2 separate regions of the Mus musculus genome follow, and region 2 is linked to region 1. Evidence: chromatin loops called from intact Hi-C (ENCODE). Cell type or tissue: left cerebral cortex. All regions are shown on one strand. Links, peaks and the distances in the headings refer to the core of each region. The heading gives the core; the rest is flanking DNA.

Region 1 (12,536 bases), core at 3,750-8,749:
GAACTTAGCATTCCTTAAATGTGGTGTTTCTGTTTTCCACCCATGAGCAGCAATTTTGGCTGTTGTTTGTTACAATAAACTCCCTATTTCCAGAACTGATCAAATGTCACTTTCCAGGCTTTGTTAAGGGTCTTGTAATTTCTTTCCCAGCTCTTTGTTTTCTCAGCTACTTTTCTGAATTTTATGTATTTCTTTATGGTAACATCTCACATCTAGATACTGTGTTCTCTGTCAGGCATCTATTTGCACAGCAAATCACCTTAAAATTTATCCATTGAAAACAGTAAGGCTGGGGATGTGGCATAGTTGGTAGAGTACTTGCTTAATTTGTAAAAGATCTAAGGGTTCATCCCCAGCTACACACACACACACACACACACACACACACACACACACACACACACATACACACACACATTCAGAGTGATATTATGCCACATTGTCATAATCCTAGTACTTAGGGGATAGAGGCAAGAGGACCTGAGCTTCAAGGTCATACTGAGCTACTTAGGGATTTTGAAGCTAGTCTGGGCTCTACTAGTCCCTCCCCCTCCCCAAGGTAACAACACTACTTTATCTATGTTAACTCAGTGAGTCAGGTAGGCAGTATGATCTCACCTGGATTCTGACCTCTTTAAATTGACTGTGAGTCAGGCTCTCCAGACTCTTCCCCAAGGTGGCCAGGAGTTTCTAAGAGAAACAGTTGCATGGTAACAGCCTCACCATCATCGCTGACTTCTACTCCTCAACACATATCCTCAAACAAGGAGGGAGTCAGGCACAGGAGAAATAACCTTATTTCCAAAGGGGGAAGAGCTGCAAATTCCCAGTGATGAAGGATGTGAAAGAATGGAACTCTTTGCTTTCCTTTTTTTTTTTGTTTTTTTTTTTTTTTTGTTTTTTGTTTTGTTTTTCGAGACAGGGTTTCTCTGTGTAGCCCTGGCTGTCCTGGAACTCACTTTGTAGACCAGGCTGGCCTTAAACTTAGAAATCTGCCTGCCTCTGCCTGTTGCTTTCCTTTTATGAGGAGGATAGAACAGGGTCTCATGTAGCCCAGGGTGACCTGGAATTCACTATGTAGCCAAGGATAACCTTTCACTTCTGATTATCCAGCATCCACCTTCTGAGTGCCTGGATTACAGATATGCACTACCATGTCCCCATGTGATACTAGGGATGGAAGCCATAGTCTTGTGCATGCCAGGAGAGCACTGTATCAACAGAACCATTTCTTTCTTTCTTTCTTTCTTTCTTTCTTTCTTTCTTTCTTTCTTTCTTTCTTTCTTTCTTTCTTTCTTTCTTTCTTCCTTTCTTCCTTTCTTCCTTTCTTCCTTTCTTCCTTCCTTCCTTCCTTCCTTCCTTTCTCTCTCTCTCTCTCTCTCTCTCTCTCTCTCTCTCTTTCTCTCTCTCTCTCTCCTAAATTTTAAAGTAACTGTCTATAGTAAAGTGGTATTTAGATATGAGGTCCTACCATAGCAAACATCTATGTGAGACTGTAAAGCAGATAGAAACAGAAAGTTTAGAAATAAATTGCAAGAACTTGGCAAACACTGAGAAGAATGGGTTATTAACATCTTGTCTACTTTGCACGGAGGAAGGGCTGTAAAAATACAGTGATATTGGGTGTGGAATTAGGGAGGGAAGCTTGGCATCCTATCTCTCCATTGAGTATGGTAGGAGGATTCTCTTTCATTTGTTTATCCAGAAAATGATGTGTGAATGCATGCCACACACCAGGAAGTGTCCAGTTAGGAGCTCAACTGTGAGCCTGACAGACAAAACACCTGCCTCCTTGAAAGCCACATGCTGGTAGAGGAAGCAAGAGGACAGGCAAGGAAAACAATCAATAAGCAAGATCATTAGAGGATATGCACTGCAGAGAAACAGAAACAGCAACTTAGTACAGAGACTGTGCAGTGGAGAATGTGGTTGGCAGAGCTTGCCCCTGACCTGAGAGCTGAAAAGATATGAACTAGCCCAAGGAGGAGGGAAGGGCAGGCTGGCAGGTTCAAAATGCTCCATTGTCAGCCATAGCATGGCACACCCATATTACTGTGAAGCCAGCAGGCTGGACCACAGGGAGTAGCCTTGTAGCAATGGGATTGAGGTCAGGTGAAAGTCACATTTCTCTATGAGATTTGTTAACATGTTAGGCTAATTATCTATCTAATTATGTATAAGTGTAAACCTGGCACAAAGAACAATGCAGACTCTGTACTTCAAAAGGCCATGCCAAAACAGTCAAACAAATACAGTGTATGCTTGTTTGCATAGTCAAACTAAATGATTGCTAAAGGTAAGGTCTTCAGGATATACCTAGCTTAGTAGAAAATGTATGCAAAGATTCCTTTTCATGCATTTCAGGAGACAGAGAGAGAGAGAGAGAGAGAGAGAGAGAGAGAGAGAGAGAGAGAGAGAGAGAGAGAGAGAAAGAGAGAGAGAGAGAATAAACAAAAATATTTCATGTCTGTCACTTTATGCCTTTTGCAGAAATGACCAGGCTTAGGGGCTGCAGAGATGGCTCAGCAGTTAAGAGCATGTGCAGCTCTTGTGGATGAGATCCACTCAAGTTACCCCCACCTAGAATTACATCTCCAGGGAATCTAATACCCTTTTCTGGACAATGTGGCCACCTACACACATGTGCACATGTCAACACCCAGGTACACATATATCCTTGCAATTAAAAACAAAGAAAAATAAGTACCTAATAAAAATAAAGAACTGACCACCATTGTTTTTATTTTGGCATGAGAGAAAATATCCTAAGCACATTTATGCTTAAAATCATCCCAACACTCCTAAATCATTTCTCATGGAAACTTTTGTATTTATATTTATTCTAATAAGGAATAAAAATTAGCAAATAGTTTAATACGTTGTAGTCTAGGAAACAGCCAGCCTGAGCTACATAATGAAACGCTTTCTTTAAGTAAAAAAAAATAAATAAATAAAAACAAAATAGCAAAACAGCACTCACGTTTCTCCTCTTAGGCTGATTCCAGCTGGATCCAAAAAGGAGAGAGAGAGAGAGAGAGAGAGATGTTTTCTGGGTATGGAAAGATGACTCTGAAGTTAAAGGCATGCACTATTCTTGCAATGGCTCCTAGCATCCACATCTCAGTTCACAACACCTGTAACCCCAGTGCCAGGAGAATCCATCCATGCACTACATTAGTCTCTGAGGGAACCGGGGCTTGTACACATGAGTAAAAATAAAATACAACCTTTACAAAATGTCTCTGATTACTGTTATATAATTATTGTGCTGGGTCCCCTAGTGTCTTTCTTTATGACCTCATTCTCTGTACTCTAAATGGAAATTGTATCAATTATAATCAAATTTCACACTTTGACTTTTCTCATAGCAAAACAATAGAGGATTTCTAATAAAGCTATACTAACAGATAATCATAATCCAGAAATCTGTGTCTTGAGAACACGCTAATGTTGGAAGCTATCGGTAATGTGGTAACATGAATATTATTACCAAAAGTTATGGCTCTGTCAATCCTCAGGGGATTTTAAGAATTACCAAAAGTGTTGAAGCCAAAGTTCCCTCCATCTCCGTAATCATATCAGTCTGTCTACCTCAGCGCCTCACCCTAAGGGTGTAAGCACCTTTGCTACATAAACTGGGTCCTTTTATATATTTTCGGTACGCTTTATTGGATTTCTTTAACCCCCATCTCTGATAACTTAGCTTTTTACCAATTCTAAGTGTCAGAAACTCTTGGGCAGTTCTCAAGGGCCGTCACCAGGGGGCGGTGATTCAATTCTCACTTCTGCTTGCAACTCTTCCAGAGGACCTGAGTTCAGTTTCCAGCACCCATATTACTCTTGACCACTTGTACCTCTAGCTGCAGGGCATCTAACACCCTCTTCTGGCCTCTGAGGGTACCTTCACTCATGAGTCCAGATATACATATATACAGAATTCAAAATAAAGATGGAACCAATACCCAAAACTGCTTGGGTAGCAAGGACAAGAGACTAGATACCCCGAGACCTAGGATAAAACCAAATACTACTATTCTATCACAGAAATAAACAAACCTATTGCAGCGATAAAATGACCCCTAACGACATTCTGCTGTACTCATAGATCAGTGCCTTACTCAGCCATCATCAGAGAAGTCCCTCCTGCAGTAGATGAGGACAGCTACAGACACCATAGCCAAACAGCATGCAGAGAGTGAGACCTTGGACCACTCAACCCTAACTGGGATGTCTGGATCAAATCCCTCCTCACAGGGCTCAGGGAACCCCACAGAAAGGGAGGTAGAAAGAGTGTAAGAGCGAGAGGAGATGGAAGACACCAAGAAAACAAGCCGTCTAACTCTACATGGTCAGAGCTCATATGAGCTCACAGAGACTGAAGCAGCATGCATAGTGTCTGCACAGGTTTGGACCAGGCCCTCTGCCCTTATATGATGACTTCCAGTTTAGTGTTTTGATGGGATTCATGAGTGTGTGAATGAGTGGATCTCTGAGTCTTGTGCCTTCTCTTGGGCTCTTTTCCTTCTGTTTGCTTGTCTTGTCCAACTCTGATGCAATAAGTTTTCTTATATATCATTATATTATTATATTACATTTAACTTTATTATCCCTCAAAAGCCTGTTTGTTTTTTTTAATGAGACGGGAAGGGAGTGGATCTTGATGAGAGGAGAGGTGTGGAGGTCCTGACAGGAGCAGGGAGAGGGGGAAAACATAATCAGGCTGTATTGTAAGAATCTATTTTTATTTTTTAAAAAAAGCAAAAAATAAAACATTTTGAAAAAGGAGTCCTAAGGTCGACATGTTCTTTTACATCCAGGTCCTAGTGGGCTAAGGTGAGCCCACTGCTGGGTTACAGTCCAACCTAACTTCCAGCCATTCCCTGAGTACTTCTTCGGTTGAATCGCATTTAGTTTTCCATAACATCAGTTTCATCCATGAATGCATGATAACATTTTAAATCCACATTTCATTTACCATCCTCTTGTGTGCACAGATCAGCTTTCATGGTCACATGTTATTAGGTTCTTTGGGCTGAGCATCCACGTGACAGGAATGTAAAGGTGTCACGTGATAAGATGCGTTTTGCATTCAAGTTGCTTTTACTTATCATATATTAGGAGAATAATTAGCAGCTTGGGGAATAATCACAAACATAGATACCCTTAGGTTCTAACACAACCACTTTGAGCCTTAATTTCTCTGGTATGAAAAATCTGAATTAACATGTGGCCATTAGGGATTGTCCAAATATTATTATTCAGCACTTTTGATGAGCTACAATATTAATTAAATGCTACAACTAAAGGACACTGTATGCAAATTAGGCAAATTAAGAGAAATTTATATTTTTTAACTTAATCTAGATCATGCACAAGAAGTAAATGTGTTGGTTTGCATGTAGGTCAATGGAGCCACAGTTTCCATCAAGTAAAACTATATGCATATGTCACAGAAGCCTGCGTGTGCCAGCTCTTACTAGTTTGACGTTATGTCAGGGCACTAAATTCTTTTGGCATTACAAAGTCAAGAACACTACAATCCCTCTGATCTAGGCCATGGATAATGACAAGAATCCCCACTCTTGTATGATCTAGGCCATGGACAAGAATCCCCACTCTTGTATGTACCTAAAGAAGAATCTCCTCACAGAACTGCACTTGCTTCCAAAAAAATGCTTGCATACTATAGAAATGGTGCTAAACATTAAATTTTATTTTGGAAGACATATTGTTATTTCTTTTTTCCCCCCTATTGTTATTTCTACTCTATAGACAGGGTTTAGGTTTGGAAATTTTTACTCATTTTTTTAATGGCAGGAAATGGTAAATTAATAAGATTTAGAATCTCAATTTTTAAAGACATCTTTTATTCTCATTGGTGTGTGTGTGTGTGTGTGCGCGCGCGCGCGCATTACTGCATGGGCCCAAGGAAGCCAGAAGAGGGTTTGAGATCCACTGGAGCTGAAGTTACAGGTCGTTGTGAGTTACCCAACACGAGTGTTGCAGACACAACTCAAGTCTTCTGAAAGAGGAGCCTGTGCTCTTAGCTGCTGAGCCATCTCACTGGCTACACGATCTCATAAAAAATAAAGTGGAATGAAACAGCTCAGTCTTTAGACTGCTGCAAAAGAACAAACTTAATTTCAAAGTACTGTGATGTGGGAAGTTGGCTCAGGGCTTCATGTCAGCACAGAGGAAGGACACTTGCTTAAATGCTGATTCCTAGAAAGTGTTGCAGACCAGATGGATATGATTTCTTAAATATTTCAAAAATAGCTTTGGCCTGAACATAGCACCAAGCATGAAGACAGTCTCTCCGAATCTGCATGAATAACTGGATTGTATAACGGAGCCCAGGCTGTGAGTAAGAAGAGTGTAGTAAATCATTTAGCCTGGCTGTTGAAATCAAGGACTAAGGAATCCAGGGAGGTCAACTCACTAACTGAGGTCAGAGTGGCCCTTCTTGGCAGACACAGTACAATGCTAATATCTCAGGAGTTCTTTCTACAATGTCATTATTTGCAGTGCAAATTATAAATTCTGCAGACACAGGGACTTGGTTAAAAAGTATTAGGATAAGAGAAACACTGCTGGAATTTTTATTCTAAAAAAAAACAAAAACTCTATCACTGGCAATGTGACTGGCCAGAAGTGAGGGTGCCAATTAGTATAGTCTACTTCTTCTTGAGGAAGAGGTTGCAATACTAAAGACCATATTTGATGACATGAGAGGCATCTCTGATTGTGAAGACTAGGGAGGGCTTAAGGGAATCCAGCAGACAAAGGCTAAGGGTGCTGTTAAATATCCTGTAGTGGATGGGATGTTCCCACGGCACTTCTGCTCACATGACCCTTTCCCAGTAATCATCTGGTTCAGTTGTCAGTAGCACACCCATGTTCAACACACTTCCATATTCCGTTGTAATGCCATCTGTGTCTGATGAGTACATTTGCAGAGTCTGGAGTTCAAGTCCCCCTTAACCATCAATACTCACTGTGGGTCTATGAGTACAAATCCCGATAACGTATCTTCTGGGGAAAGGGTGAGAATATACACTGTACAACTCTAAGGCACAGGCCTCCCAGCATAATGAAGGATTTCCTCTTGGAGTTCTGAGCTAATTAAATACCTGTGTTCCCCACACTGAAGAGGCTGAAACTGGAGGATTGCTGTGAGTTCCAAACCTGCCTGGGCTTCAGTGGAAAACCCTGACTCAAAAGAAAAAAGAAGAGATTGATGATAGCAACATAAGTGATAAGGGGCTTGCTTACACAGAGGGAGAGCTTCTTGCTGGGGGCTTCCATTCTATCTATGCAGGCAGACATGGAAGTCTTTATTGTTAATGACGGTTAGTCTACAGGTAAGAGGGATGCTGCCCCAGGGTTGGTGGACCTGTATGTAACCTCTAGGATTATGCAAAGCTGCAAGAAGAAAGTAACACTTCTGGTACAATTTTAAGAAAAATAAATAAATAAAAGGAAGAAATCTAGTCTCATGGAACCCCTTTGTAGGCTCTAACCTCCCTTTCAGCTCACCACCCACCAGAGGTAGTGGAAAAGAAAGGCTATTGGGATCTGGGAGAAGTGGGCCTGTATAGAAATTGTACTTTGAAGCAAATCCAATCTGTGTTGTCAGGAAGCCAGCAGCAGTTCAGCTCACAGGATTCAGCAGGGGCAGCTTTGATCCATTCCCCACTACTTCATGAATATACCATCGGTCCAGTTCAGTAGGGTTAAGCTAGCAAACACAAATCAGCAAGGTGGCATGACCCAGCAGATAGAGCCAGGACTCAACCCAATTGGCCCGAGTCAACAAGAGCAACCAAGGACCACCAGGGATGCCAGGAGAAGCTCTCGACTGTACCTCTCTCTGCAAAGCTGAGAGACCAGTGGAGTGTTGTAAAGCTAGCTATGCAAGCAAGCCACTGTCACTGTCCACTGAGTCCTCTTTATCCTCCCTCCAAACATCATGTGTCCTCCAATGGGCCTTGCCTCACCATGTGAGTCTGTTATCACCTGACATCACTTTGCCAATCGGCCCAAGACCAAGGCAGTGTGGCAAGAAGCCGCCAGAACACCACTAGACATTATTTATTATTTATTTATTTATTTATTTTTAATTTTTTTAGTGCATTTCTCTCTCTGGAGTCACGACAAGAGGAGATCCACAACACAATGTAAAGCAAACCAATGCATGTGTGCCATGAAGAATTCTTCATCCTTTCACATGTTTGCTTTAGCAAATCATCCTTTCACCTGTGCCTGCTTCAGTGAACTGTCCATTGACATAACTGACTTTCCAAAGAAAGAAGTTTCCACTTCGTCCCTTGCACAAAATTGCTAGCCTAGATCATTAGAGAAAGTTGGTGGGAGAGGAACACTTTTCTATTTTAAAAGTTCAAATTGCTGGGCATGATGGCGCACGCCTTTAATCCCAGCACTCAGGAGGCAGAGGCAGGCAGATTTCTGAGTTCAAGGCCAGCCTGGTCTACAGAGTTCCAGGACAGCCAGGGCTACACAGAGAAACCCTGTCTCGAAAAACCAAAAACAAACAAACAAAATGTTCCAATGAGGCTGGGCAGCAATAAAAATAATTAAGAGAGATTATAACTCCAACCAGGAAGTGGGTTTTTTTTGACAGTCTAATTTTTTTTTTCTGCTTTGTAAAATTTTTCTCAGAAGAGCAATACCATACTCCTGAATTTCATAGGTTTTCACAGAATATGTCTGACACCTTTCCCAGGGGTGAATGCTAAATGAACCAGAAATTGAGATGGTAATGTTTTTGTGGTTTCATTCTGTGGCTGTGATAAAAAGCAACCATGAAACGAGAAGGATTAATTTTTTTTTTCCTTGCACCTCCGGATCTCAGCCCATCACTGAGAAAAGTCGGAAGCCTTGAAGGAGAGCTGTCTGTCAGCTTGCTCACTGGTTTGCTTTCACACATGCTCTGCTAGCTTTCTATGTAGCCCAGGCCCACCTGCTCAGGAAATGGCTTGACCCACAGTGAGCTGGGCCTTTTGCAAAAAATTGTCCACAGGCCAACCTAATTAAAGACAAATACTCCACTGAGGTCCTCTTCAGGTGATGCCAGGCCGTGTCTAGTTGACTGTTAATGCTAACTAGGACAAGTGGGAATGGTCACTCTACAAGGAATGCAGCCATTTTGTGGAGTTTAATGCAGCCGCTAAGTGGCAAAATGCTTCAGCCTGTGCTGTTGGTGTAATGCACAATTTGCCAGCAACATGACTAAACCAAAACAGAGTTAGCAGTGTGTGAGTAGAGGTCAAGGAGGCGAAGAGAAAACGGCACAGAGTCCAGATTCCCAACAGCCTGATTCGAATCTGATTCAGCTTCTTGCTTGCCCTTTGGCCAGGTAAGGACGTGCAGCAGTTGGATTTAATTGTTGTCGTGTCGAGTCCCAGGTTGTTAACTCTGAAACGGAACACTGTTGGAGAAATGAGGCTGGCTAGGAACCTAGAAAACACAGAGCTGAATGACAAACGTGTTAAATAGATGCTGCCATTAGATGTTGTTTTCTCTTAGTGAGTGATGTCTTATTTTACATGGCTCTGATACCAGACAATCATAAGGTCCAGATAGCTTTTGTATGCTGCTATTCTAAATAGTTTAACTATTTAGTTGGTGTTTTGGTGTGGATATACATGTGTGCGTGTGTGTGTGTGTGTGCATGCATATAGAGGCTGGAGGACAACACTAAGTTGTCTGAGTTTCTTTCCATCATGTTCCTTAAGGTAAGGTCTCTTCCTGAACCTAGAGCTCACCAGGTTCAGCTATACTGTCAGGCTTGTAAGCTCCAGGGATCCTCATGTCTCTGCCTCCCCAGCACTGAAATTCACCTGTTTATGTAGGTGGTGAGGATTGAACTCAGGAAATCAAGCAGAAAGCCCTTTGTGTTCAGAGACATGGCTTTAACCCTATAGGTGCTCATACATTCAGTTTTCTTTGATGAAATTATAAGGCAGTGCCATGAAAAGGAAGATTTATTTTGGATTGTAGGAAAGTTGAACATGACTTAGAATTGTTTGTTGTTGTTGTTATCTTGATAGTTTGAAGTTATCTGAAGACTGAAGAGATGTAGGTATTATTTGCAATAATATTAACAAGGTCCGGACATTGTGTTCTTTCTGTCTTTGCTTGTCTCTCTGTCTCTGTTTTTCTCTGTCTGTGTCTGTGTCTGTCTCTGCCTCTCCCTCTCTCTCTCTCTCTCAACAAAAAAATTTGATAGTGCTAAGTACCAAGCCCGAGGCTGGCATGTAGTAGGAAATAATTCTACCAGTGAGCTACATTCCCATCCCCTGTTTATTCTGTTTGTTTTAAGGCGGGGTCGCTTGATATAACCCAAGCCTGCTTCAACTTGATGTCTTTCTGCCCTGTCCTACCTCTTAAGTCCAGCGTTTCAAGCATGCCCCACAAGGCCCATATTTTCTTTGCCATCTAAAGGGAACACCCAGCTCATAGACTTCTATTGTCAGTGATAAGTAGGCATGCTAAGAAATAATGATTGAAATAGTTGCATTGTTAGTTTTAAGAGAGTTGTGCTCTGTGAGAAAAGTTTAGTGAACTTCTACAGATTTCCCAGAGGGCCTAAAGAAGCTTGTCAGAATGTCACTGGTACTGATAATGATCATAAAATAACGGCAAAGACATTGTCTTTGTCTTTAGGGAACTGTATCAGAAAATATGGAATGCTTGGATATTTTCTAGGTTGCACATTTGCTTCAAATTTGTATATGGGAGATTTTTTTTCATCGCCTACCTTGGTTACTGTTTCGCCTACCAAATTGAATGATTACAGTTCCCTGTTTACACTGAAAGGTGATTTGACCTGCTATTTAAAATGTAAAACAAACTGTCCTAGCATCTTTAACAGACTGAACAAGGGGGAGAGTAATTGAAAGTGGGCAGAGCAAGCAATTAATTCCACGGCTCATCAAATCACTAAATCCCCCTGGTCTACTGCTATAATTTTATGATTTAGAAACAAAATCCACAATATATTCAAAAAGTTTCCTTTTTCTAAAGTAAGCACATAAGACCCCATCTGGTCTTCCCACATAATTAATATATTGACAATTAAATCAATTGCTAGACTTATGCGGTAGTCTCACAAGTTACTTAATAATTAAAAAAAATCACTTTACTGAATGTAATGGTGCGTGCCTGCACTCTCAGAGCTTGGGAGGGTGAGACAAGAGAATTGTGAATTCCGTGGCCTGCCTGGGCTATGTAGTAAGTTCAAGGCCAATGTGGGCTACAGAGTGAGACACTGTCTCAATAAACAAACAAACAAACAAACAAACAAATAAAACAACAGAAACTTATTATACTCTTTCTCTATCTTAAGCAGTGTGCAACATGCTATTAATACATAAGGGAACAAGATAAAGTATCTTTCCTTATAGCCTGCTAGTGTATGTGAGGTTACTTCCAGTCAAGTGCTGCCCTCTTGCCCTGAAGTTGATACACAAGCTACAGGCAGGCTTCAAGAATGAGAGGGTTAGTTGCACTGAATACTGATAATAGTTAGGATTTAACAGGACTGTCTTTGGAGAGATGAATGGACCTGCTTTTCCATCTTCTCGTGACCCACCTTTTCCATTCCTTGGTTGAAAATGAGCAGTATTTCCATGCCTTATTATCCAAGATATTTTTAAAAGAAGCTTTTTTTATTGATTCAAAAGAATGACAGCCAAATGAGAATAATAATCAAATTATGAACTCAATCATTTAGCATTCAACAAGTTATACATACATATATGCACAGGGAAGTTAAAAATGGGGTCCTTTGGCTATTGGGTGGCTGATATCATTTGCCCCTTTCCTAAGAAAAACTAGTTTTCTATTTAATTGATGAATACCAAATGACTACACTATTTAGCTTCGGCAAGTGGGGACTGTTACCATTGCAGGTCTCCTGGATTCCTGGGAGAATCAACTGAGCCAATATATGGCATGCTTAGAAGCTAGGCTTGCAGATACCAAGTGTATCAGTGTATGAGGTATCAGTGTTGTGTTGTCCTGCACAACCAAAAGCATCTGTAGCATGAAGGGACTGCAACCCTCTCCTGGGGCTTTCTGCTGTCATTCTACACTTTACTTGAAGATAGGGTTTTGGAGGGTACTGGGAGAAGACAGAACTATGTATGGGCTTTCTTCACTAAATCCCAGACATTGCTTCTATATTTTCAGAGCTTAACCAAGGTGACTTGTGTTCAGGAAGGATGTCACTGGGAATTAGGATGTGGGCTAGAATGGAATCTTATAGAAGATGAATATATGGGAAGTCTCCATTATCTAGAGAGAGAAAAAAAAGAGCTATCTTTGAGTGGGAAGAGAGAAGCAGTGTCCCAGTCTGGACCTTAAGACAGGCTCCAGCATAATCCACATCCTTGACCCTTGACCAATGAGAAAGCTTCCCAGAATCCTTTGATGAGAGTACTGCTCAGTATTACTTAGAAGCCACACAGCCATAGAGTGAAGCTGGTCTCTTTGTAAAAACCTGAGTCCAAAGC
Region 2 (12,536 bases), core at 4,197-9,196, 140 kb after region 1:
ACAGCAACAAAGCCATCCGTGTTGACATGTGAGAACTGCAGAAAGAAGATAGAAGTTAGTACCTTTTTCTTATGTCCTCTAGATGTCAATATTGTTAGTTGTTTTTTATTTCCTATTCATTTTTATACTTTTTATTCATTTTTATTTATTCACTTTACATTCTGCTCACTGCCCCTCCTCCTGGTCACTCCCTCTACAATCTTTCCCTCCCCCCATCCCCCATACCCTCTGAGAGGGTAGAGGCCTCCCTTGGGTATGCCCAACCCCCACACCCTGGCATATCAAGTTTCTGTGGGGCTAGGTGGTATAATTCCAATCAAAATTTCAACACAATTCTTTACAGATTTTGACAGAGAAATTCTCAACTTCATGTGGAAAAACAAAAACAAAAACAAAAATCCAGGGTAGCAGAAACAATCCTGAACAATGAAGGAAGTCCTGGAGGTAGTTCTTTTATCCCTGACCTCAAGCTATACATATACAGAGCAATAGTAATAAAAACTCTAAGGTATTGATATAGGGACAGACAGGTTGGTCAATGAAATTAAATTGAAGACCCTGAAATAAATTCATGTACCCATTGTCGATTGATTACTGCTGATTCTTATCCCCTGGCATTGGCCCTTGATTCTTTCCTCAAAGGTACCACACAGTATGGAAGACCTTCCTCCTTTAGTGCTTGCTCAATCATGACAAAAAGACCAGCTCTGTACATGGCCACTCTAGTGCTCAAAACAGCCTTTGTGTTTCTGCTCGTGACTGCACAGCAAAGCCTGTGCAACTTGTTTCTTTGCTTGCTTGCTTTTTTGGTTTTGGGGTTTTTTTTTGTTGTTGTTGTTTTGTTTTGTTTTGTTTTACTTTGTTTTGATTCATTATGAGCTTCAGATTATTCACCCCAGTCCCATTCATCTCCCCCCCCATATCCAACCTTCACACTTGCAGCCTATTCCCAAAATAAAAATGCACACAAACCAATAAACAACAACAAAAATAAAGCATAGAAGACATTGTGGAAGCTGTAGTGTGTCACCATGTGCCCCACAGTGTACCCCTCTGTCCATACATCTTCAGTTGTAAATGTTGTGTGGTTCCAAGTCTCTGGCTTCTGTGAGACCAACAATACTGGATCCTCACAAGGACTTCTCTCAGTTATCCTGTTTTTGCCTAGGAGATCCTGCAGCTTTGGACCAGCAGGACTGACCCTTTTGCAAAACTTAACCATTTGCAGATGATACAGATTTTTGGAGTGAGCCCTGGATCTGGGCCTGGATGGTAGCTGAGTTAGTCAGCATACCAGCTCTCCCTCAACCTTCACACTAGGGCAAGTTCTCCAGCACAGCTCGAGCTAGGCCACCCAATGCTGCCATCAGCAGGAGGCAGGGTCAGCTCTACGGCTCTCATGCCCTCATGGCTGGCTCACTGGCACCCTCCAGAGCCAGCTCCACTGTGCTGCCAAATCAAGGTGCAGGGGTCTGCTCTCCTAAGTGCTACAGCCAGTGAGAGGCAAGGGCTAGCTTGCCTATTCTCCTGACTCCAGGGCCAGCTCTCCTGACAAATGCAGATGGTATTAGGGGACAGAGGTGAGAGAGAGGGAATCACCACAATACCCACACCACCTCACACCAGACAGGTGGTAGGGCCAGCTCTTCTATGCTCTTGCCCTCCAGTCTGGTTCACTTGTGGTCCCTCCACCAGGGCCACCAGGGCTGCCCAGATGAAGTTGCATAGACCCATTCCCTGCATGCCAGCAAGCAAAGACGGGGCCAGCTCACTTGCTCTTATGACCTCAGTGCCAATTCTCCTGACTGCCACAGTGGTGGGGGCAGGAGAAGTCATCACCCACCATACTCAGGCTACCTCATGGCAGTCACATAGTAGGACCAGCTCGCCTGAGCTCTCACCCTGGGGCCTGGCCCGCCCTACTGTGCTGTCTAGGGTGTTGCATCTGGTGAGAGGTAGGTCTGGCTCTCTTTGGTTCATGACTCTGTGGGCAGTTGTTCCAACTGCTGGGGTTGGTGAGGGGTGGATCATGGGGACATCACCTCTGCTCCTGTGCCACCTCACAGCAGATGAGTGGTAAGGTCGGCTCTCCAACACTCACTCCATAGGGGCTAGCCTACCCATATCCCACCACCAGGGCCAGCTTCACTCATTCTGCCTGGACGAGGTGCAGGATTGGCTCTCCCAAGTGCTGCCACTGGTAAGTAACGGAGCTGGCTCTCCTGAATACTGCATTCAGTGAATAGTGGGCCCAGTTATGCATAGCCCTGGCCATCCATATGGTCCCCAGTGTCAGGCAAGTGCTTAATCACTCAACTACATTTCTGGCCATATTTCTACTTGCTATTTTGAGATAGGTATTTTTTATTAATTGCCTACATTGGTCTTGAACTCACTATATAACCCAGGCTGTACTTCAACTCATGATCCTCCTGTCTCTGCCTCTGAGCATCTAGGCCTCTGCCACTCGGCCCAGTTGTGGCAGGCAGTTTGGTGTGTGCAAATGTAAGTAGCTGAGATTTTTCCAGTCAGATAATGCCTGCAGATCACTCTCTAAAATAAAGTAACCCACAGGAACTAATAGTACTCTTTGAAGAGTTTTTCAATTTCAATCAGGAAGAATAAGAGCAGTTCAGCTATTTGGCTATCTCACCAAATTAAATAAATTACTGTGTTTGATTGAAAAATCGTGTCCAAGAGAAAATCCTCTATCTTGGCATTTTTTGCCTTTATTTCATTTGATGTTCTTAAACTTCAAAAACTTTCTGACATGAGCTTCCTCATATTTCTGCTGTTGGCTATCCAGTCTCCCTGGACTAGAATTATTTTTATTTTTAAGTGGTTTTCTTAGATTTATTTTATGGATATGAATGCTTTTCCTGCGTGGATGTATGTGCACAGGTGTGCAGAGGCCAGTATCGGGTGTCGGATCTCTTAGAACTGGGGTTACAAATGATTGTGAGCCACTGTATGAGTGCTGAGAACTCAACCCAAGTCCTCTGGAAAAGCAGCAACTGTTCTTGACCACTGAGCCATCCTTCCAGACCCCCAGAAGAATTGTTTTTCTTACTCTCTATCTCTTCTAACCATAATGGATTATCATTATATACAGGCATCGATATTCCACACGAAGGTGCTGTCAAGATGGTTCAGTGGGTAAAAGGTGGGTGCTGTCATACCAGATGACCTGCATTTGATCCTCTGGACCGCCATGGAATAAGAGCACAATGAACTTTGTCACATTGTCTTCTAACATCCAAGCACATGCCATTCCATGTACGTCCCCCAACTCAAATAAATAAACAGTTGTAAGAAATAACTGTAACTTAAAAATTTATGATATATCTTCATCCAACAGGAAAATGATCCTCCGATGCTGTAAGCTCCAGTAGCTCTCATATTGATGTATTTTATATCTGATACATCTGTTATCTTGCCAGACCCTAGGTTGAAGATATAAGTTGTATCAATGTTCCTTCTTCAGATACCCTCTTCCATGTCACTGTTATCTCTCTACTTTTATTTCTTAAAATCCCTTTCATTTCTGCTCTCTTTTGACCATTTGTTCCACTGAAATTTCCAATGCTGTTTGCTTCAATGCTGATTGTATTAAGCCTCGGTTCCCTCACCTCTAGATTGAACACAGTGTTACCTCCTGCATACAGTTATTGGGGAATCAAAACTAATATAGAACATTTATACTTGAGTATAGCTGAATAATTGATGAGGAAAGGGGAAGAGAAGTCCGCTGAGTCCATTTACAGCTGCCCATACATGCATGGGTCTGGGGCCATCTACTGTATATGGTCAAGAACCACAGCCATAAGGGAAACTGACCCACCCCTAGCATCCATCTGCATAGCTCCTCCACCACAGATGGGAGCTTGTAATCCCATCCCTCTCCCATGCTGGTATAGTAACTGGCTTGACTTTGGACCAATCATAGGCAGGCAAGCACAGCTACTATGAGTTGAGAGTGATATTCCTATCATGCATGTCCTAAGGATATTGGCTCACCCTAGACCTCCTCGGTCACTTGAGCTATGACAAATCAGCAGATGAAATGACATGGTCTCAAATAAAAGTTTGAGGTTTGCATAAAAGCATAAACCATACTGAAATCAGGCAAATCATACTTATTTGTTTAAACACAGGCATCATCATGCATCCACAGGTTGATAATGAAAGTGGCTCATGAATAGATGATTGTCAATCCTTTCTGATAAATGGAAGTTGATTATTCTGCCCCATGGTAACTAACCCAATTCGTTGTATCAGGACCCCTCCCCTACCAGGGATACATTTTCATTGATGGTGTTGGTGGTATGCTGTGGCTGGAGACTGAACCCAAGACCTCATACCTATGAACTCTATCAGTGATCAGCATCCATGTTCCCATGATCACATTCTGTATAGTAAAATTCATAAGCTCCAAAGCAAGCAGCAGCAAATGATCTTTGCTTCCTGCTCCTCTTTGGTTTATCTGCATATAAAACCATAATAAGAAGTGTTAATATAGTGTAGCATTTGTTGTCATTTAATATCCGGAGAGAAAACGCATGTGGACACCTTCTCCTGAAGTATTATGAAAATAGTCAAAGGAGAGTTTGCTCTTGTAAAGAAATTGTTTCACTTACCATTGTTGCTGCTTCTGAAAGAACTGAAATTTATTTTGAATAGCAACAACAAAGACATAATATTTTATTATCAAAAATAGAAACAAATGCATAAGGTTAGGAGCATGGATAACCATAATAATAAATCTCAATATGTATTATATTTTCTCATAGCTGAGTAGCAAGCTATCAAAACTCTAGAAGCTCGGGCCTGTAACTCTAGCTACTTGGAAAGCTAAAGCAGAAAGGTCAGATTCACAGCTCAAGGCCAATCTGCACTGCAGAGGGTGTCCTGGACAGCCTGGGTACCTTAGTGAGACTGTGTCTGAAATGTGAAAAGAGTTAGGAATATCGCTCAGCATAGGTGCATTTGCTTAGCATGTCTAAGGCCATACCTTCAATCCTCAGTCCTGGGGGTCGGGGAGGAGAACAAACTTAGAAGATGACAGAAGTGTGCTCTCCCTGTTTTTCCATGGGTCGGGAGAACAGGAATGGCCTGGCTAGTTCCCTGTTCGTGATGTCATAAAGTAGCAGTCAAGTGCCAGTGGGCTAATTCTCATCAAAAGGCTTCACTGGGGAACAATTCTTTCATTCTTGTTTGGCTGTGTGAGCTCCTGACTATTTCTGACCGTTGACTAGAGGCTGTCCTCAATCCCTAGAAGTCAACTGCAGTTCCTAACCAGAGTGAGGACATCTTCAACATGACCACTGACCTCATTAGATTCACAAGGAGAGTCCCCAGCTCCAGTCAGCTGAGCAAGTCTTTCTTTTATAATGCAGTATCATTATAGAAGTGACACTGGGGATGTTTGCTATCCTCCATTGGTTAAAAGCACTTTACAGGGCCTTTCTGGCCTCAAGGAAAGGAGACTACACACAAGTATGGATGTCTGGAGTGTGAAGCATTGGATATCACCTTCAGGTTTATATACTGTACTCAGTTATGTGGGAAACTTATAAAAAATACCATGACCATTTCAGTATTTTTAATTAAAGGGTGGATAAAGACAGATGCCAAATGTTTAAATTCTCCATCTCATTTTAATTGTGTGTTTATCTTACGTACTTTGTGTTTGCATGCCTGCTCACGTGTGTGCTCTAACCACTGAACTTCACCTCTGCACTGATATTTAGATTATTAAAATACATAGTCCCCTAGAGAAGGAAGAGGTGGACATTAAAAACAGAAGCTGTTTGTGTTTGCATCTCCATGTATGCTCAGGAACTTTGCATGTGAGGGAGCATTTTTATGAGCACTACTCTCTATAGCTTCCATATTAAAGATCATATATGCTATAGAAATGGAGCAGTATCTCTCTACATGAGTTGGAGCTATCTTATTCTGCAGCAAACACCCATATCTGAGGCTTGGGGCTTACCTGGAAAGTAAGTGCCCTGAGTATTTGATAATTAAATGACATTAAGACTTTATTAACTTTTAAAGATATTTGAATTTCATACGGTTTCTGTATAAAGAAGAGCTATTTTTTTGTTTTGTTTTTTAGAAAAGTAGTTTCTGGTGGATAACATAAACACTGAAGATGCTGTTTCAAGCCTTTCAAGACATATGTCCTATATTAGTTATTATTTTAGGTGTTGGTGAATACAATATTGATTGGAGCTTTAAAAAATATGACTCTGGTGTCAGGGATAAAGCTCAGGTTGGAGATCACATAGCTAGCAAGCAGTGAGCACTGGATGTAGGACAGCATAAGGTAGTGGTACGGTTGTACACACTAACAGTCGCCGAAGTTGGGAGCTAGAGGCAGGAGGAGATATTCAGGTGTGGAGGGAGTTTCTGGCTATCTGGAACATATAAGACCTTGTCTAAAGATTTTTAAAAACTCAATGTGAACGGTAGCATGGTTTGTGAGGGTCAAGGATTCAGAAAGGGTTTACCTGGGTTGTTTAGGGCTCTGGATCATCCATGAGATTGCAATGAGGCCAAGACTTCTGAAGGTTTGCTGCAGTTTTAGGATTTGCTTATGAGGATCAAGAAACATGCCAGTGGATAGGCATTGTTAAGAAGGGGATGTGTGTGATGAACATACTTTACATACATGTGTGAAGATGTAAACCCCAGGATTTTGTCAGTTTAATATATTCTAGCAGTAAAAAGAAACATGCATTACCCCAGGCAATCCAAGTCACTCATGACTAATGTGGAGTTCATGGTTCTTTACTGAGTCTGCTCTTCCCAGGACTGTGATGTCACAGGTGGCTTTCCCTTACAACTTGGCCCGGGATGGGACTAGCAAATGAGCAAACAAACAAACTGCTCCTTCTCTTCATTTTGGAAGTGACTACCACCACCTACCACTGCTTCTAGATTAGACTGATCACAGAGACTAGACAGCAAAGGACGGTGAGTCACTGGAAGGACAGGCATGGATGAGCCAGACCAGAATTAGCATCTTCTTCTTGTTAGGTGGATTGCTCAGCCAGTATTCCTGTGAGGCCAAGAAGGATGAGTAAACAAAGTCAGCTGGTTGAATGACTCCACCTTGAGTCAAAACATTCTATCTAAAGCTTCAACAGTTGGGTACTGTTTCTTCTTATCACTAGAATGTGTTAAATTGAAAAAAAGCATCTTCATGTCTGTAAAGTGCTTTCATTACACGTATCTTCCGTGTTACCCAGTTCTGTCACCCTCCCACCCACTAGCACATGTCTTATTCCCAATAGTCTCCCACTGTCTTCCTTCTACTTCCATGAATTGTTTCAGTGGACTCCACACAAAAAGAGGAAGTGTGTGAACTTGGCTTTCTGAGTCCAGCTTGCTTTGTTAAACATGGCTTCTGTTTCTATTAGTTTTCCTGCAAATGGCATGATTTAGCTTTCTTTAATAGCTGAGTGATACTCAACTGTGTATATATACATATATGTGTGTGCCTCTGTGTGGGCATGCATGCATGTGCACAAGGGCATGTGTGTGCCTGTGTCTGTTCATGCATGTGCATGTGTGTGTGCATATGTTTGCATGTGTGTGTGCACACATGTCCTCAAGTGCTCGTTATTTTCTTTATCCATTCCCTTACAGGCACTAGCTGGCTTCCATGTTATTGTAGGTAATTTCCTCGTAATATGAACAGACAAGTATCTCTTCTTTACTCTGCCTTTGATTCCTTTGGGTAGATACACATGAGCAGTGCAGCAGGAGCCTGTAATAGTTCTATCATTGGCTTTCTGAGACACTTCTACACAATTTCCATAGTGGCCAGATCAGTTGATTCTTCTACCAAATAGTGTGCAAAGGTGTCTTTCTCTGACACCCTTGCTGACCTTAGTTGTTTTATCTCCCTGATCACAATTGATTTAATTGTGGTCAGATGAAATCTTTATATAGTTTTGATTTGAATTTCTCTGACATCTGAAGATGTTGAACTATATTTTTCAGGTTATTCATTTCCAATTTCATTTGGAAAACATCATCGCAGTTCACTTTTACATTTATTAATCAGATTATGTGTGCATTTCTGTTTAATCTTTTTAAAATAATCTAAATATAAATTTTCTGTCAAAACAATAACTGAAAAGTCCTTCTTTATTCTCTATAGACTCCCATTCTGTCTCAAACCTGCTGATTATTCCCTTCGGTACAAAGATGATTTTAGTTTCATGTGATTCCTTTTTTTAATTTTTAAATTTAAACTCATGATTAGGAAGATTTATATGTGTTTATGACATATATTTGGAGATGTAGTTACAGGGACTACTCACTTACCTGACATGGCTGCTGTGAACCAAATTCGGGTCCTCCATAAGAAGAGGAAGCACTCCTCCACTAAGCCAACTCTCTGGCCCATTTCCACTTCCTAAAGGGGTTAAAGTTTGCCCATCTCCAGACTTCTATTCTTGATACTTCTTCTGCTTAGAAGGATGGTGCCAGATTTTTCAATGGTAGAATGGTCATATCAACAAGTCTTCATATAAACCGAAACTTTAGGGACTGACTATGACTGTACTGTCTGCACAGGAGTCCAAACAAACAGTTTTATGCTCCATAATAGCATTCTCCTACCCTCTATACCTATAACATGAAATAAAATTAAATTCCTAATTTTTATTTGTTCATCGAACACTGAATATAGACTAAGCTTTTAAGCAGGTGACAGGGTCACAAGCATACTCTAGTGTCACAAACATACTATAGTGCCACTGCATACTATAGTGCCACAGACATACTATAGTGTCACAGACATACTATAATATCACAAGATACTATAGTGCCACAAACACACTATAGTGCCACAACATAGTATAGTGTCGCAGCATACTATAGTGCCACAAACATGGGAAGATTTGAACATTCCTGGTTCCCTCTACAATCTTACTTTTCTGAGGAAACATTTAAAGACAATTTCATGGATTTGTGTGTGTGTGTGTTATAGTTTACCTAAATAATAAGCATTTCTGAATCACCATCTAGGGAATAAAATCAAAGCCATTCCCAGGACGATATCCATCACATTTACTGTCAGTGGACACACAGGGGAATAGCATGCCATCATCAGACCTCGCATGGTAAACAGCCACCACAGCGAAATAAGCAATTTCTGAAACTGAAAGGCAAGAGCCACTAAGCATATGTCTCTTTAAAAGAAATCAGTTTGTGAAGCTGCAAGTTAAACATCTATTTCAAAAGACAGCCACATGCTAGAGGAATTTCTTGTTTTTGCTAAACCATATGGAAACTGCTGTAGAGACTCAAGTAGGCTGAGTTGCATAGCAAGAGAGATTGGACTAGGAAATTGGCCTGTTTTCTTTGTCATCTCCTTTGTAGTCAGAGTTTGTACTCTCCTTTATAGGCAGCACTAAAATTCTTCTTGCCATGTCTCCAATGGATTCAAGTTGTGATAATCACCTGCCTGTTTGTATATACATATATGAATATATAATATGTAATATAATATATAATATACATTGTGTTGGTTACTTTTCTACTGCTTGAATCAAACACCATAGCCATGGCAATTTTCAAAATGAAGCATGTAATTGTTCTTGGTTCTAGAGGGTTAGAATGCAGGAAGGTGGAGGGAAAGTATGTCAGCAGACATCTGAGAGCTCATACCTCAAACCACAAGCAGGAGATAGAGAGAGGACATGGAGGATGACAGGAGCCTTTAGAACCTCAAAACACACCCCATACCCCCAGTGACACACCTCCTCCAAAAGAGGCCATGCCTCCTAATCCTTCCCAAAATGTTCTACCAACTGGGAACCAAGTATTCAAAGACATGAGCTTAATGGGGTCAATCTCATTTGGGTCCCCATCTATTAGTGTGTATCTTTGAGAGAGAGAGAGAGTATGTGCATATGTGTGTGTTTGTGTGTGTGTTTGAGAAAGAGGGTGCATGTGTGTGTGTGTGCTTCTGTGAGTGTGTATATGTGTGTGTATGTATGTGCATGCGCACATGTGTGTGTTTGTGTGTGTGTGTGTGTGTGTGTGTGTGTGTGTATACACATAGTGGCAATATGTGAACTGCAGTTATACTTTTTCTTTCACCCAATCTATTGTAAACTCTTTGACAAAGTTGACTGGTTATTGTCAAATACCTTCACAACTAAAACTAATAATTCTTTGGTTATCATAAAAATGCCTTCCTAATTTCGCCAGGCAATTCTCTTGATTATATAAATACTATCAAAAAAACATTTAACAATTCATTTATATAATGTTTTGTCTAGATACAGGAAATGAACTTAAGCCATCTGGCACCATTTTTGATGCTTTAGAAACAAGTTATAGGAACTGTAAGAGGACTCAGAAGTTAAGAACACTTGTTCCTCTATTCAGCACCCACATCTGGTTCCTCAAGTCCAGCTCCAAGGAATCTAAAACCTCTGTTCTGAACTCTTGAGGTACCCCTAGACATACACACATGAATATGTAAATAAATAGCATATAAAATGAAGTAGTTAATTCTAGATATGTACACACACCATGTCAGTCTAAGAATTCCACCTTTAATTCCTTCCAACTGAAAGACCCAGGCAACAGGAAATCTGATCTGGCCCCAGTAGAATGTCTTAAAAGGTTATTGGTGTTCTTGTAATGCTAAAATGGCAAGAACTAAATCTGTACCTTGAGAACCACATTTACACAGACACACCCGTCACAGCGACAGGCTCAGATCCTCCTTAATTCTAGCACACAGACTAAGATGAGTACATTTCAGACAGCCCTATGAGTCACCGTCTGACCGTGATTTATGGGATGTGAATTGCTCTCCTGGAGTGACTAATGCAAGGAGCCAAAGGAATCCAAATTCTGCTGCAGGGTCCCAGCTGAGATGCCGCCTTGCAGATCCATCTCTGACTGGTAACATGATTGATGCTCATGTGTGATGCCTATCCTAGTGGTCTGGAGAGTAATTGGGGGACTGTTGATTAGATGTTTATACTTAAACAAGGAAAAATATCTCAACTCTTCCCTCATTGGTGATTTTTACATAGACAATGTAACCTTAGGACTTGGTATTGTCTGTGGACAATACATTGATTTGTGTCTTCGCATCCCATTTTGTGGAAAACATCAAATCTAGTGAATTCCCCTAAAATCCCTAACCAGGATTTCTGTCCATGAAGAAAACCTGTCCTTTATTTCTCTGAGTATTTTTATCCCTAAACACAACTGCAATATATCTATATCATAAGGAAAAAGGTATACAGTGTAGAACTTAGAGTATTATAAATTAAATGTGTATTCTATTTACTTTAAGCAAAACCTAATGCAACAAAAATTGTCATCAATAAATCCAAAATTGAGATAATATGAAATAAATAACTTCCCATGACTTCAACAGAATTCATACAAGAAAAATAAGCAATTACTACATGAGGATAAAAATGTTTGACTCAAAACCAAAACATTCTTATCAAATGCCTGTGCATATGAGGAGGTGCATGTGTTTTTGTGTGTGTGCATGCCCATGTGCCTGTATGTATATGCATGTATGTGTGTTTGTGTATTTTTTGTATGCATTGTGTGTTATCCATGAGGCCTGTATGGGAATCAGGGGACAGTTTGAGAACTCAAAATTTCAGATTTTCTAGGCAAAAATGTCTTCATCAGCTGAGACATCTTGCTGGCCTTATATCTAAATATTCAGACATTCTCTTCTCAACAATTCATGAGTTACACAGAAATCTGGAAGGACATAGAAGACTTCCATGCCCAATTTGGCCCAAATGGTATCTATTGAAAAGTATGCTAAATATGGCATAAAACCGTATCCTCAAGTATAAATATCTGCATAGAACATTCTACAAATCTACAAAAATATCTCCTGAAACTCATAAATATAGTAATGTGAGCACAAGATCAGTATACAGAAATTAATGGCATCTTCACACACCAGTGGCTAACAAAAATTAAAATTAAAAGCAGTACCAGTTATAATGATGTCAAATTATATAATTAGGGATATAACTAACATACTACATTAAAAGAAGAAGTAAAGTAAAACTGGTAGATACTGTTCTGCCTCCATTAGAATATTTATATTTTTAAACTCTCTCTCTCTCTCTCTCTCTCTCTCTCTCTCTCTCTCTCTCTCTCTCTCTCTGTCTCACACACACACACACACACACACACACACACACACACACATGCACACACCACACACAGCACGCTGTGCCTATGGAGGCCAGAAGAGGTCATTGAACCCCCTGGAGCTAGAGTTACATAAGACTATGAGCTGTCCAACCTGGGTGCTGGGAATCAATCTCAGATCTTCTATAAGAAAAATTCATGCTATTAATTATTCTGCCATCGGAGAGAATGTGTGCCATTGGAGAGAACCCTGAAAAATCTAGATTTTAAGACTTCCAATTTTGAGCGTCAATGGGGATGAGATATGACTGGAGCTCTCAGATGCTCTTGGTACAAAATCGTGCAGCCAATTTGGAATACTGGGA

Evidence for each region. A loop is a pair of places that touch in the nucleus more often than their neighbours do. Peaks named below come from ENCODE experiments on the same cell type or tissue, not always from the same donor. Only the 100,000 strongest peaks of a DNase experiment are listed, where the experiment ranks them.
Region 2: it touches region 1 in a loop (2.8-fold over the local background); 2 of 42 quality-filtered maps call a loop at or near these places.

What each region holds. Positions count from the first base shown.
Region 1 is chr8:113,108,121-113,120,656 of GRCm38, forward strand. No RefSeq gene overlaps it. Among named protein-coding and RNA genes, the nearest start is that of Gm29896, 26 kb to the right of the region's middle. In left cerebral cortex, for the core only: a CTCF peak has its summit at 3,758 (motif pointing right); a DNase peak (open chromatin) is centred at 6,236.
Region 2 is chr8:113,243,449-113,255,984 of GRCm38, forward strand. No RefSeq gene overlaps it. Among named protein-coding and RNA genes, the nearest start is that of Gm29896, 110 kb to the left of the region's middle. In left cerebral cortex, for the core only: no CTCF peak of the experiment used is centred there; a DNase peak (open chromatin) is centred at 7,003.